3 separate regions of the Mus musculus genome follow, and all the other regions are linked to region 1. A link is a loop called in an ENCODE intact Hi-C map of the cell type or tissue named here. Cell type or tissue: left cerebral cortex. All regions are shown on one strand.

The links. A loop is a pair of places that touch in the nucleus more often than their neighbours do. Peaks named below come from ENCODE experiments on the same cell type or tissue, not always from the same donor. Only the 100,000 strongest peaks of a DNase experiment are listed, where the experiment ranks them.
Region 2: a loop joins it to region 1, with 3 times the contacts of the local background. A loop is called at or near these places in 3 of 42 quality-filtered maps.
Region 3: a loop joins it to region 1, with 1.9 times the contacts of the local background. A loop is called at or near these places in 3 of 42 quality-filtered maps.

What each region holds. Positions count from the first base shown.
Region 1 is chr4:82,853,337-82,858,336 of GRCm38, reverse strand. It overlaps Zdhhc21 (zinc finger, DHHC domain containing 21), which reads left to right. Exons shown (of 9, transcript NM_026647.4): 2 at 4,222-4,368. Among named protein-coding and RNA genes, the nearest start is that of Zdhhc21, 3.8 kb to the left of the region's middle. In left cerebral cortex, no CTCF peak of the experiment used is centred here; DNase peaks (open chromatin) are centred at 2,018 and 4,341.
Region 2 is chr4:83,181,273-83,186,272 of GRCm38, reverse strand. It overlaps Gm46887 (a long non-coding RNA gene), which reads left to right. Exons shown (of 3, transcript XR_001784537.1): 1 at 1-240. Among named protein-coding and RNA genes, the nearest start is that of Gm46887, 2.8 kb to the left of the region's middle. In left cerebral cortex, a CTCF peak has its summit at 2,770; a DNase peak (open chromatin) is centred at 2,807.
Region 3 is chr4:82,913,379-82,918,378 of GRCm38, reverse strand. Frem1 (Fras1 related extracellular matrix protein 1) reads left to right here. Exons shown (of 37, transcript NM_001198811.2): 30 at 1,599-1,748; 31 at 3,539-3,759; 32 at 4,365-4,412; 33 at 4,682-4,846. Among named protein-coding and RNA genes, the nearest start is that of Gm33260, 7.8 kb to the left of the region's middle. RefSeq lists an enhancer at 108-3,006. In left cerebral cortex, no CTCF peak of the experiment used is centred here; DNase peaks (open chromatin) are centred at 1,908 and 2,208; H3K4me3 peaks cover 328 bases; H3K27ac peaks cover 605 bases.

The DNA.
Region 1 (5,000 bases):
CCACGGTGAACATTTACCTCATGACCAAAAAAAAAAAAAAAAAAAAAAAAAACAAAACAAAAAAAAAAAAACAAAAGAAAGACCTCCAGAATTCAATTTGACTGTAAAACAGCAGAATTATATTAGATGTCTTCAAACTATGGAGAGCTCTGTTAATACTTAAGGAGCTGTAGCTAGAATAAACACAGTGTACATGTTTAAGAGAAATTGATGTCTAAGCAAGCTTTGTTTACTTACGAAAATTTAAATACCTAAGTACCTACGTATCGGTACGTCCATTAGGATCCAGACAAAAAGAAATCAGTTGGTCATAACCTTTTCACTTATGTGCCCACTGCCTGACTTCTCTAATTCATAATGGGTAATTCAGAATTCTATTGGGAAAGCACATGTAGTAGTAGAGAGACTAAGAACTCTGGGAAATGTCCACTTGGAACCTATGGAAACGGCTCAGCATAGGATGTTGTGTGTTGCAGCAATATAAATTTATCAGGCATAACTGGGGAAGCAAAGGAATGTAGACTTTATTATATTATTTAGCAAAAGTATTAGGGTTTAGATTCAACTTTTCAAATGTAGAAATTAAAGATCATTCTAGTAGAACAGTCAGGGTATGCATTTATTATATACTATTACTGAAATTAAAGATGTTTGACATAATATAGAATGAGCAAAAAGTAGAGGTCTCCCATGATCTCCCCGATCTATCGCCATATATATGTTTGCATATATATGTCAGTCAGTGGTAGAGTTCTTGCCTGGGATGAGCAAGGCCCTGGGTTGGATCCACTGCACTGGAAGGAGGAGGGATGGTGAAAAATTAAAGAAAGAAAGAAGCCTGGGTATGATTTGTTGGTTAAGGATCCCCAGGAAGCTCTATCAGCTCGTTTGGTAGTCACATTTTTCATGTGTGAGGCTGCTAGCCAACCCTAAACTACCTTACTGTAATGTCAGTTTATTAGCATGTTTCTTGGTTTATAGCTGGCTATGTCTTTTGCATTATAGGCCTGCTTTTCTACTGTAGTCATCGCAGTGTAGATTAAGCTGCTTCTAGGCTTTAAGGGGCTCGATGTAGATACACACACACACACACACACACACACAGACACAGATACAGAGAGTGAGTGAGTTAGAGAGATCAGATTTGGTACAGATTAGCAGTGCTTGATTGTGAATTCACACATTCTTTTTTTTTAAGTCTTTTATCTGTGGTTAGAGAGTTACTTAGTTGTTCACAACCGGCAGAATTTCATTATTAGAAGCATTTAATGTTAGTATGCTTAATTCATACCTGTGTTGGTAAACTCTGCTATGTGTGGGCAGGCCAATCTAGCCTTTTTTTCTTTTCCCAGGATGTCTTGGCCCAGTGGCTACTTGAAGGGCAATAGCTTGCTCCTTTTCCCATTTGGAAGAACATGTCTGGTTAACACCCAGGAAAAACCTGACTTGGCCTCTACATTTCTGGCTTCTACTGTACCTGAGTGTTTTTTCCTAGTGTTATTTTTGGAGGAAGGTAATTACTGAACCTGTCTCCACCCTACATTAATATTGCCTTTTGTGTTTTTGTACTCCTGTGTTCCTCCATGAAAATCCCCACAGAGCTTTTCATACACGGAAACAGTATTTGATAGTCGGTCTTTAGTTGGTATCATTCTACATCTTCCAAGTCATTCTTGGGTCAGGAGAGTACAGAAGTACGTAACGCTGGCCTGGTGTTGTCAGCGGAAGTGCATACTTGGGAATTCTATGAAGCTGGTATACATGTGCATGTGAAGGGCCAACAGCTTATGTCCAGTTTTGTCCAGACTGCAGTAACAGAGAGCCTTCCGCAGGGTGCATTGAAACCATTGGAGGTGCCAGGACAATGTGCCTGGACACTACAGCCCCCGTGATTCTTTGATTTGTGTCTCAGAATGCCTTGGCTATACTTGTTCACTAGCTTCTGAAATCAAGTGCTGATTTCCATCCAGGCTCCACTCTTGGCTTACATCTGGCTTTCTACTTGGAGGAGGAGCTTTGTTTCAGATCAAACCTGTATTTTCTTTTTTCTGCTTGAAAACAGAGCAGGCCGTGTGTGACACGCATCTTCCCTGCATACTTACAAAGCAATATGTCAGTGGGAAGCCTGCAGTAACTGAAGGGGTCTCTGGCAGTTTATTTTGTGTGAGTGTGTGTGTATGCATGTGTGTGGGCACATACTTGCCATGGCACATTTTGTAAAAGTTAGAGGACCATGTACAGGAATTCCTTCTCTCCTCCCACCATATGGGCCCCAGGAATTGAACTCAGGTCTGCAGGCTCGACGGCAGGTGCCTTTACCCACAGAGACTTCTCACTGATCCTAAAGGGTTTAATTTAATAAATAATTCCCTGGCTTTGGTATTAAACAAAATAGAAAGTAGATGGATGGTTAAATGTTAGTAACACTTTTAATGATGGGGTTCAGTGATATCTTTATTTAGGATTGCTAAAGTCATACTTATTTTTAATTCACTTCGCTTTCAAGTCACCGTTGGCCAATGGTGCTTCCTTGCTAGGCAGCTTCCCACTGAAGTGTGACAGCAGTCCTCTAAGTTAGCATTATCATCCCTGTTTTGCCATGTTACAATGAAACTTGGAAAGGAAAAAGAGGCAGTACAAGTTTGACCATAGCTCCCTATTTTTAATGCCCATATAAGACAGGTCTACTTTGTTGATAATAAACTGAGTATTGATGATATTTTTAAAATAATGTTAGGCAGATTGCTAAAGTCAACTAGAGCCTGGTATCTCAGAGTTAACTGCCATGATTAATCAGTTTTTAGAGTAGAATAAAATCAAAAGCCAAGTAACTTTATGGATGTCTTTAAAGATATGTACTTGCAACTTTGGTTTTTATTGTGGTATGTTTAAAAAACTAATCCGTTTTTTATATTGTTTTAAATGTAGCGTGTTAATAAATGTACAGTGCTGATGTTCAGTGACATTTTATAGTTGTGAGGCATTGAGATATTGTTATCTCCTAACTTTTGGATTCAGGGGCTTCATGTTATTTGTATCCCACAGAGTGATTTTTTTTAGACTTTTAGTCAGTGAGTGGCTGGGATTTGAGTCATGGGTGATTGACCTGTGCTGCTTCCTAATAATGTGACTGACAGAAAGTGCTGTGAGGAAGCCATCAAGAGCTCCAAGCCTTAGCTGCATTACCAACTTTGGCCATGTTTCAAAATGTACTGCATATAATTCTCGGGCTTGCCTGTTTGTTTTCCTGGATAAAAAATTCATTTGTTTACCAATAGTGACGTAGCAGCTCCCCAAGTTTGTCATACATCCTTGGCCCCTAAGGGCAAGACAAAAGTGAAGGAGACCACTTTGAACTTGGTTAAAGTTAGTGGGTGCTGAGAGATGGCTCAGTGGCTAGGAGCACCTGCTGCTCTTCTAGAGGACCAGAATTTCTTCAGCATCTGTGATAATATGTATTTAATAACTTGGTTGAAGAAGTGAGTTGGTATGCCCTATGGAGAGTTCTTTATAATATGACCTTTTAAAATTTGAACTGTAGTAGTTCACTTTTCTGGTTGACTCTCAGTGGTTTTGTTCGAGGAAGATAAATTTTTTGTTAGCATTTTGAATGAGAACATGGACTTTACATTCCTCTGTTCGCCTGTCGAGCTTAGAGACTTGGAGCTGCACATTTGATCATCACTGTCCTGATTCTCACAAGTGGGCTAAGAATGCATTGTGACTCTTTGCTTTGTGGCTAAGGCAGTTCACTGAGCCCAAATGCACAACACATGGTTATTTGGTTTCATGGGAACTGGATGATTTCAAAAGAGAGAGCTTACAGGAATAAAGACCATGGTGCTCCTGGCAGTGTGTGTGTGTGTGTGTGTGTGTGTGTGTGTGTGTGTGAGAGAGAAAGAGTGAGTGTGTGTGTGAGTGTGTGTGTGTGTGAGAGAGTGTGTGTGTGTGTGTGTGTGTGTGTGTGTGTGTGTGTGAGTGTGTGTGAGAGAGTGTGTGTGTGTGAGAGAGATAGAGTGTGTGAGTGTGTGTGTGAGTGTGTGTGTGGCGGTGTGTGTGTGTGTGTGTGTGTGTGTGGTGGGGAGGGGATAGGAATGCACAAGCCACCTGGACTGGTCATCTTAGTTCTGATCTTAACACCTTTGGTTATTTACTTTCCCAGAATATCTTCCTGCTTACTGTTTTTATCTCTGTAAGACATTTTTGTTAAACTCTTCATAGGTACTCACAGAGAACTGGTATTGAAGGGAGGCCCATACGATGGAATATGAAATATAAAGAAATAAATAAAAGAATGACTCAAGAAGATAGCACTTCTAAATGCAAGTGCCAGAAAAATCACAGTTCATCTCAGTGAATTTGCAAGTGGTAAGTGGGCATTCAATTTTACATAAGAATGTGTTTGCTTTCCGTGAGATAGTGTGTCCTTGAAATCTAGTGCTTAGCAAATTCCTTTGCTAATGAAGAATTAAAGGCAATTTAGGCTTTTTCATATTAAAATTTAATAATGTATTTTCTTAAGACTTTAATGTCAGAAACATCTTTTTAAATTATAAATCTTAATGGCTTTATGCAGTTCTTTCTGCACTACATTTTAAAAACTAATCTTAAGTGAGAAAGTGAAGCTCAAATTAAACATTTTTGTTTTTAAGACCATTGGTGTCTGTGCTTTAGGCTATTTCTATTTTTCAGTTGGTTGAAAAGAATGTAGAGTTTCATGTCCTCACTAATAGACTTAGAAGAAAACATAACTTGTACATATAGCATAAAAGCTATCCCTCCTTCCTGCTCTGTCAGCCATGTGTTACATGTGGTCTTAGGGATGATCTGAGATGGCTGTCTGCTCAGTCTTGAAACAGCCTGACTGAGATAGCAACTATAGATGATGTCAAGGCATGGGCTTGGCACATCGCTTCGCGCACAAGTCAACTGGGGAGGTTGAGGCAGTCAGCTGTACTTCTCGCCAGTGATGGTCTTTGCATGGCTAACCGCCCCATTCT
Region 2 (5,000 bases), 330 kb before region 1:
CCAGGACTCATCTGAGGTAGGCAATTCGTTTACACTTGTTTGGAAAACCGAGGCAGGAGCCCACCTGTGCTGCCTAATTATGCAAACAAGCTGAATCAACAGAAACTCAGTCAACGACTTGTGAATCCTTAACAAAAGCATGCAGGAAAAAGACTGCCTACTCTGGGCAGCTTTTCATTGGGATTTGAGAAAGGAAACTGAGACCAAGAGCTTCTAGCCCTCGGGTACAATCCATCTCTGGTAAGTGTTAACATTTTGATGTTTGTTTCCTGAGTTTTAAAGAGGGGTCGATAGACTAATACTTCTCTGGCCCCTTCCAGGCAGAACAGCCACCATCAGCTACAAACTGTAGCTGTCCTGGCTTGTTATTATTGCAGTGCTAAGATGCCACAGGTTTTTGTTGTTGTTTTGCAATTTACAGCTTGTAATCCCTCTTGAAGGGAAGTCCGGGTGGGAACTCAGAGCAGGAACCTGGAGGCAGGAACTGAAGCAGGTGCTGCCCCCTGGCTTGTCCCCCATGGCTTTTCAACCCTTTACTTTCTCATATAGTCCAGGACCAGCTGCCTAAGGGTGGCACCGAGCACAGTGAGCTGGGCCCTCCATATCAATCATTAATCAAGAAAATGTCCCAAAGACTTGCCCACAGGCAATCCGATGGAGCCATTTTTTCAATTGAGGTTTCTCTTCCTAGAGAATTCCAGCTTGTGTCAAGATGGCAAAACAAACAAACCAACCCCCCCCCCAACAAAAAACAAAAACAAAAACAAAATGAAGCAAAACAAAACCCAAAATATTGGTGCTTTGACTGTTTTTTTCATTATATATGAGAAGACCCTGATCTTCTTTATAGAATCCCATGTGAACAGTGACAGTTCCCGGTGCACTACCATGTATCCTGCAGAATTGTTAATTCAGTTTGCATTAGAGCGTCTCTTCTTCCACAAATAATACTAACAGTAATGGTTCTGCTTCCAGCACGCTGGCCAAGAGTTTTAAAAGCATTTCAGTCTTTATTTGTGTCCGTGTCACAGTGGAACCTATGACCTATTTGGGATCTGAAAGTTCAGCACCAGCCATATGAACAGCGTAGGGAGGCTCCAGTAGTTAGCTTCTAGTTGTCTGCCTTTTACCTCCCTTCCTTGGGCCCTCCCTTGCACAAGACTGAAAGATGGGTGTCGGCAAACCCTGGGAAACGACCATAGGGGCATTTGTTTCTTATCATTGTGCTCAGGGCCTTCTCTTTGAGACTAAGAATTGAAGTGACTTGCCCAAACAAATATGGCTGTTCACAGTGGAACTAGGCCCGAGGTTTCTGAATAAACTACTGTACTGGCCAAAACCCGGTTTCCTTAGTAAAAAGCTCTTGCCTGTCTCTTTTCACCCAGATTAACTTGTTTGCCTCACGCTCTTCCTGGAGTTTGGAGTCCTTGTTAGCACTTGCATGCTTTCTCTGCTGCTCTGTTGGCCCCAGGAGTATTTCTCCCCACCCCTCCGATCCATTGATGTTAGCAACAGAAACATGGGATGTTTAAAAGAAGAGAATGGTCTAGAAACATGGGGACATTCTTCTGTGGGCCAGTTGCTGCCTTTCGTGTCTTAGGGGACAGGGCTGGCTCTTGAGGGAGCCACAGCCACTGGATTCTCACTCATGGCTGACGTGGAATTTACTATGCAGTCCAGTATGGCCTTGAAATTGACTTCAATCCTCTTGCCTCAGCATCCTGAACACATGGGATCACAGGTGTGAGTCACAGTAGCCAGCTCTGTCCAGAGATTTCTGATTGGATTGTGTGTGTGTGTTCTCTACAACCACCACATCCAGCAGAGTAATGATCAGCATGCAATTTCGTTCAGCACGACTAAATAGCTGGTATTGGTCCAAACTGTGGGAATCTGACCTCGAGTAGTTTAGGCATATTAAAGCAGTGCACAATTTGGTGGAAACTTTCCTGGTTACATGTGCACAATGAAGCCCACATAAACCTCCTTGAAGAACAAAGTAAGCTAAATAAAGATCGGATGTGACTATGTTGAAATCCTTTGTAAAGTACCTGTGACACATTCGGTAGAGATGAGTTCTGTAGATTGAGAAAAATAAGCTCACGATAGGAGTTTTGGGGAGTGTCTGGTGTGGTCCCCAGCTCACTCATATAGCACAAAGATCACCGTGTTATTAACTACGTCTGCTTCCAGATCTCTGGGCAGGTAGCAGGGTGTATATCCCTTCCTTTGAAGGAACAGCCCTGTGTGTTTAACATTCCAGGTTCCCTAGTGTTTATGAGCACAAAGACCTCTCTGTGCCTCCCCCAGGGGCATCTTTACCTGCTCATTGATTCTTAATTGCCGGGCACTTCTGTCAGGCCTTGGTGAGTCTTCAACTTTTTTGGGGGGAGGGGGTGTCCTAATTTATCCTCGAAAAGCCCTCCGGGTCAAGTATCATTTAATACAAATTATTAGGGCAAATGGTCTTCTATGGCCAGTGCTGCCACCACCTGGGGTCTGCCATTATTTCCTTCCTTCGGTGTTTGAGTCCCCTGACTTCTGCTTCACACTCTCTCCTCAGCCCTTTGGAGAAGCTTCACGGAGCCCTGTAGGCTCAGGTAGACCTCTCCCACATGCAATTTCCCACCCGAACCCTCTCATAACCATGACTCTATGCTGTGTGCCATGTGGGCACCGTCCACCATGCCCCTGTGTATTATTGTCCTCACCCTGCCTTCTCCTTATCCTCTGCCCTTTCTTTCAGGCCGGGTGCAGTGTTGCAGGCTCCTCAGTAGGTGGCAACCTTCACAAACAGAAATCAGGCAATTTCTCAGCTGCCAGAATAGTTACCTCAGCTGCTCTTGCTCCCTAATTAGAGACACTTGCTTCCTCTGAGCTGCAGAAGCTGCTCCCAGTGTTATTGTTCTGGGAGGGGGCGGGGGCAATCTGAGTTGTTTGAGTGACCCCACTTTCTGTCATCTCATGCTTAGACCAGAAAATGGGGACTCATGCTCTTCACTGTTCGCTCTCAAGAACACGGAAGCACCTTCTCTCTCATGAAGTATTCCAGCTTTGGTACAGAATTTTTGTTTTGAAGGGGTGATAATGATCTTTATCATCAAAGTAATGGAAAGGAGAAAATATTTTTTGAAACACAAGGCTACACCATTAGATGTAAACAAAGGCATGAAAAAAAGAACAACCCACACACATTATTGGTGATTCTGTCTCCAGTTAACAAGAAGAGAGAGTTGAAATGGGAAAATCAGAGATTTTTGGTACTTGGGAATTTGCTGGAGCAATCAAAGGCATTATGGTTTAGGCCACTCTGAGGTCTCACTATCAGGTCTCTCTGAGTCTACACTATCAGGCCACTCTGAGATCACACCATCAGCTCAATATGAGGTCACTCCTACAGTCCACTCTGAGATCACACTTACAGTCCACCTGAGATCACACCTACAGGCCACACCTTCATGCTACCCTTTAGCTCTATATCTTCACCATCTGTTGACAGGCACTGAAGGAGTCTGGGTAGGCAAGTGGGTGTGCTTCCTTTCCTCACTGTGCCCTCCAGAACGTTGGGTCACTGGTATCAATTTTACCTCCAGGGATGAGTTTCCTGGGTCATCTGATGCCTAGGCCACTTTCCCTTCAGACAGTCTTCAGCAAGAGATCTGATCAGTGGAAAGGAACGAGACTGGCTTTCAGCCAAGGAAACGTCCACTTCTAAGCGTACACTGTGGTCTTCAAAGAACACTGTGGGAAGGCTTGTTCTCGTTTTAACAATGTTTTGATGACCTCAAGCAAGAAAGTTCCTTTCTTAGTCTTATTTCAGAGCCCTTGGCAATGGAGTGATAGCTATTCTGGGGCCACTCTGTGGATCCTTGGCTCTATGTGTTTTTGGCATTCCTGTGTTGTGCATGCACTGTTTAGCATGTGCGTATCGAATTACCTGGGTGTCATTCCAGGCAGGTTTAGTCTATCCTCTCATTTGTTCTTTGAATCAAAGGCAATTTATTCCTGAGAATACTTGTGTCCGATCTGAGAAGGGGTGATCCCAGTGGTCTCTGAATACCTAGTATATGCAGTGATGAATCTTTGGTTTCTGTTGAACTTACAGCATCAGACCTCAGGACTAGAAACCTAGTTTCTTCTTGTTAAGATAAAACTGATTGACCAATAGGAAGTAGTGTAACTGGACTTCTAGGGCACTGAAATGACTCTGTAATGTATATATCATTGCCAGTTGTAACTGATGTAGCGCCCTGGGTCAGAATTACCCTTCTGGGGAGACTGTGAGGGATTGCAGAGGGAAGATCTTTGCGCTTTCTTCTCAATTTCCTGTGGGAAGCCATTATAACCATTAAAACTGATGTGGAAAAAATAAGACTTAAAATTTTTTTTATATATTATGTATATATGTGTGGTTGTGTGTGTGTGAGTACAGTGCCCAGAGAAGCCAGAAGGGAGTGTTGGACAGCTGTTAACAACACATGTGGGTGCCAGGAACCAAATTCTGGTCCTCTGCATGAGGTACGTGGTTTCAACTCTGAGCCATCACTAGCCCAAATCTTTTTTTTTTTTTAAGTTAAGCAATAACCAAAATAAAAAGAAAGGAAAAGGAACAGCACATAGTCTAAAACAAAAGCCAGAAGATGTGTGTGTGTGTGTGTGTGTGTGTTTAAATCTGTCTTAAGAACATCCACACATATACTACTGTATGTGTGTGCTTTAATGATTAAAATAGTCCACATTAGTATTCTGAGAGGACCTTTTTCTTTCCGGCCCCTTGGTCCTGGCAAGTTGAGATTTATGATATGCTGAGAGGGCTCTCTACACTGGAATTTCCTTTTTTTTTTTTTTAAAAAAGATTTATTTATTTATTTATTTATTATATGTAAGTATACTGTAGCTATCTTCAGACACTCCAGAGGGGACATCAGATTTTGTTACAGATTGTTGTGAGCCACCATGTAGTTGCTGGGATTTGAACTCGGGACCTTCGGAAGAGCAGT
Region 3 (5,000 bases), 60 kb before region 1:
TTAAGCAACTGCTGCAGATGTTGGCATTCAGTGGGAGTCCTGAGACCAATCTTCTTGGGTACCCAAAGACAATTTGTCTCCTCCAAAAAGTTTCAAACTCCTTTAGGTCAGAGCTTGGCTTATGCTGCATGTCTGGTGTTCTCCATAGCGTCTAGTGCAGAGGGAAGCACTTAGGGATAAAACACACATTTTGGCAGACCCACTCGTCCATCAGTGAGTTGGGAATTAGTTAATGTCTTATATTAGATAGTTCAACTTCTGATTTTGCAAAGACTGTAAAAAGAGATCATCTGAGACCACAGAAGATGCTGAAAGCATCATAAATCGGACACCAGCTTGTTCTTTACCAAAATGACTGCAGATGCCCCCATTTTCCCTATAAAGGCAGCCCAGTTCAGAAGTGAACAATTTATCCTTTCTAATGAATGCTGCAGGGATCCATGATATGCTGAATGGGCCATAAGAACTCTATGAGACATACTTTTGAGAAGGTGGCTGTCATGTAGGTGACAGAGTAACAGACATATCAGCATGCAAGCAAAAAAGTCAGTTTTCAGAAGAGAAGGCTGGGAAAGAGTGTTTAGCCACTGTATAGAGAAAGACTTATGGATATGGAAGCACCCATAGGCAGGGGAGGCAGGACAGACTTCCAAGCTTTGCTCTAGAGCCTAAACTGTAAACTTACTGTCCTTTGTCCCTGTCTCTGCCTCTTATGCCACCAAGCAGCCTTCAGCTTGCTTACCTCTGCCTTCACCTTCCCTTCTAAGTAAGTCAGGAAGATGTTTCACAGTTCCCATCATGCACACTGCTGGAGATTGAGACTGTTTCAGAAGTGTCTTCTAGCCTGAGTACTTTGTGTCTCCGATTTGAATTTGCCTTCCATCCTGATGGGACAGATTGGCTGGGATATCTTAGCGAATGAAGAGTTATGTTAAGTTCAGAAGGTTATGTGGAATAAACTTGTTTGTACTCCATGTTAGACACAAAGAGGGGACATGGAGGCTGGACCAGTCTATGGGTACAATCCTCAGCCCATACATTCTCTCTAGGAGAGTATGCAACTATTGAACATTGCATCAATCAGAAAAATCATCCATGGGCTAGAAGATCTGGGGGTGGGGGTGATAGCAGCCGATGCAGGCAGCAGTTGGAGTACATGAATCACGTCAAGGATTCTGTGAGGTGCCTGAAGTACCATCCAAAAATCACTTCTGTCTGCTGCACCCTCTTAAGATTTTTGCAACTATTAAGATTTTCAAATCGTAGTAACTATTTATTCTAAGGCACAGAGGGGGTGGGGTTGGAAGAAAAATTATGTCTGGGATTTTGTCTACTAACCTTTTATCCTCCCCCTGTGTAATGCTGCTTACTTTTTGTTACAGTGTTTGCATTGAAGGCCGGTCATCATTGTCCAGGAACAAATGCACTCTTTTTATATTATTTGGGAGAACAGCAGGGCCTCAGTGAGTTGGTGGCAGTACAATAGCTCACTCGGGCTACTGCAGTCTAGCGGTAGACATGTTAATTAATATATTTCTCTGACACCTAGGTGATTGAAATAGCAATTAAAGAGTAATTAAAATGTTTACTTCTTGTAGGAATGTCAACTAAGATGTGGAATATAGCAATTACCTATGACGGATTAGAGGAAGATGATGAGGTCTTTGAAGTAATTCTGAACTCCCCTGTGAATGCGGTTCTTGGCACGCAGACAAAAGCGGCGGTGAAAATTTTGGACTCAAAAGGAGGTATTCTTTTGATCCTCGTCTTGAAATCAGGAGCAGTCCTGGCGCCATGGCTGCTGGCTTGCAGCAGCCAACATGCTTGATAACGCCTTCAAATCAAAATGCGTAATTTCTTGTCAAGAAAGCCGCCTGCACCATGACTCCCGGGTTCTTTATTCTGGTGTGTGCTTCATGTGGTTTTTCCTCCTGCTAAGAGCAATGGCTGCAGCGAAGCAACAAGTCAGAGCCCTGGTTGCTTTTTTCTAACCATTTGTTGTTCTCACCAAGGGGGAAACAATGTTGGTGAGAATCTATGGACAATTATTTCCCCCCTGAGTTTGCAGGGCTGTAATTATCTTTCCTCTGTTAAGGAGAGCTCTCAGTGCCCAAAACAGGAGCCCCCACTGTAGTGTGACCAGGAAAATTCTAAGAAGGGAAGGAATTGGAGGAAAACAGACGTGAAGATGCAGCTGGCTGGGGATTCAGGGGGCAGCTGGAGAATACTAATGAATGACTTGGTGAGGCAGAGCCAAACGGTTCTGGGAAGAGCCTGCTAGAGAGCAACCTACAAATAAAACGAAAAGCAAAGCCCTTGGCGCTCTGAGGGTTTGTTCTGCCAAAGTCCTTCTGCTTCCAGTTCCTTATCTATGTGACACTTTATGTGTCCAGCGTGACACTCGATTTCAAGCCTTTTTTAAATGCTTGTCATGCCCCGTGATCTGCAGTTTTCTTCCTTACCTATAATCTGGTGTCCCCTTGCTTACCTTATAATAAAAGTGGGTGTTGTCTCCTTTGCTCTGTACACCCACATTTCCATGACATCTCTCATCCCCCTTTTCTCCACACCACGTGTACTTCTTGGCCAGCAGGAATTTCCACTCACATTGAGTGTGGGAAATATACACAAACAAAAATGCTCTGGACTTGGAACGTAGCTCAGTGGCAGAGTGCTTGCTTAGCCTGCAAAAGGCTCCGTGGTTGAATCTCCGTGCTGCTAAAAATAAAATAAATATTCAGCCAGGTTCTTTCGGCAGGTCGTTTTGTTTTCTTGTTAATTGAGGTTTTGTAATTGTTCTTTAATCTTTAATTCCTTTTTACTTATGGTTTGGTGGGGAGGTCAGAGGACAACCTGTGGGGATCTGTTCTCTCCTCTTATGTGTGTTCCCAGGATCAAACTCTGGTAGCCAGGGTTAGTGGTCAACATCCCCACCTGCTGAGCCACTTCACTGGCTAGTTTGTTTGTATTTGGTGGGCTGTTTTCTGCACCTTCCCAGAAATATTCATTGTTGAAGTTTCTAGTAGAGACTCTCTTAAGATTCACTAGGGTTTTGTCCCTTTAGAGTTGATTGCAAATATTTTACAGCTGCTGCTTGTTCACCGCTCCCTTTAAACAATCCTAGTTTGTACCTCTAAAAGACTGGAGGAAAACTCGATTCCTTTCCCAGTGTTGGGAGGGGGTGGCACTTGATCGGTGAATAAACCTTCCATGTTGGGGAGGATCACAGGAGGGAAGTGAGCCGGTTTCCTAAGCGTCTGGAATGATTATCAAGCCATGACAATGATTTTCATCTATGATTTGTGGGATGGATTTCATGAGTTTATAATCACCCCATCCATGTGCAGAAGGGATACCGCTTTCCCAGGTGGAAACTGATGACGAGAGAGGGAGTTTCTGGCAAATGGGAAAAAGGCAACATCTGGTGGGAAATTCATCCGTCTAGGTTTAATGACAAGCTGTTCCAGGAACTGTGTCAACGCCATTGCTTATGTGTTTGTGTAGTGTACTGATTGCCTGCCATCTTGCATGCCTCCAGGACGGTGCCATCCTTCAAATTCCTTCAACCAAAGCAAGCACAGCACGTGGGGGAAGGGCCCTTGGCATCCGCTGCCCTCAGGCTCATCCTCGCTCACCACTTCAGGTTCTCCTCTTCTGGAAAGGCCTCCTCCATCTTTCACCAGTGGAGATGCTCTTCAGGGTTTTGGTCTCACCGACCTCACTCAAAGGAAGACAATGACCCAGGGGAATGGCAAATCAGTAAGGATGAAGACTGGGAGTGGGTGTGTGGGGATGTGTGATAAGTGGCTGATACAGTGCAGAACGGTTTGGATTCTCATAGTGAGTGCTTTGTGGAGTCATGCAGTGCCTTTTATGTGCAAATATCATTATGCTGACCCACTCCACTAACTGTGCCAACTGAAGCGGTAGGCACATTCATTCAGCCGTGTGAATCCTGCTTTGGTTCCTTTTTATGATCAAGATAGATAGGGAACAATCAGTGGTCCTAGAACAGAAGCACGGTTAAGTGACCCCCTTGGGTGTGGAAGCTATGATGCCCACCAGGCACACTCTCACATGTGTGTGCATGCACGTGTGTACCTGTGTGCTTTCCTGAATCTCTCTGTGCTACAGATGCACTGAAAACGAAAGCCACCTCTCTGTCCTGCTTGTCAGGAATCAGCATGATCATGAGCTGTGGTTAGACATGATGGTTTACAAAATTCTATTGAACCTGGCATGAAAAAAAAAAGTCTCGGGAAATATTCTTTTTAAGTTTTCAGTTATTTCAGAACCTTACTAAAATATACTGCTACTTGCTTTTAAAGTCGGTTTTGCGCACATACGTCTTTTGTTGCTTTCAGGTTCTCCCATCCTCTGTTTGTAGAAATGGGACAGACACCATCTACAATGTAAGCACAAAGAATTGCCAAATGTCTTAAGTTCATAGATGTCTTCATAGAAGTGATACTATTATATTTTTCTCTTTCTCTATTTTCCCGAAGTTTTTTTTTCTGAAAAAGTTTTTTTTTTTAAAGAAGATTGGGTGATTGAGAAAAATCCTTTTTGTCTCTTTGCCTTGATGCTGTCTTTTAAATGCTTATTATCATTATTAAAAGGTTTGTGTACTTTCTCAGTGTTTATTTTTCTCTCATTGTTTTTGTTTGCTGTTTTCCTCAAGTACCATGGTATAGTTTCCTTGAAACTAGAGGGCGACAGATTCTCAGCTCACAAACGGAAGGCCAAAATATCCATTGTTAGTCAGCCACAGAGGACAATCAAGGTGGCAGAGCTGCCTCTAGCTGATAAGGTGGAATCCACAACTGATTTGCACTTTCTCAGACAGGTATGGAAATCTTCCTTCCTTCCTGTTTGCCTTCCAGCAAGCTGTTCCCTGGGCCACAAACACACTTCATTCACAAAATGGACCCCAAGTTGGGGGACAGTTTACTTGACACAGATGTTGTACTGTAGATGAAGACCCAAGGAAGGAAACTGCT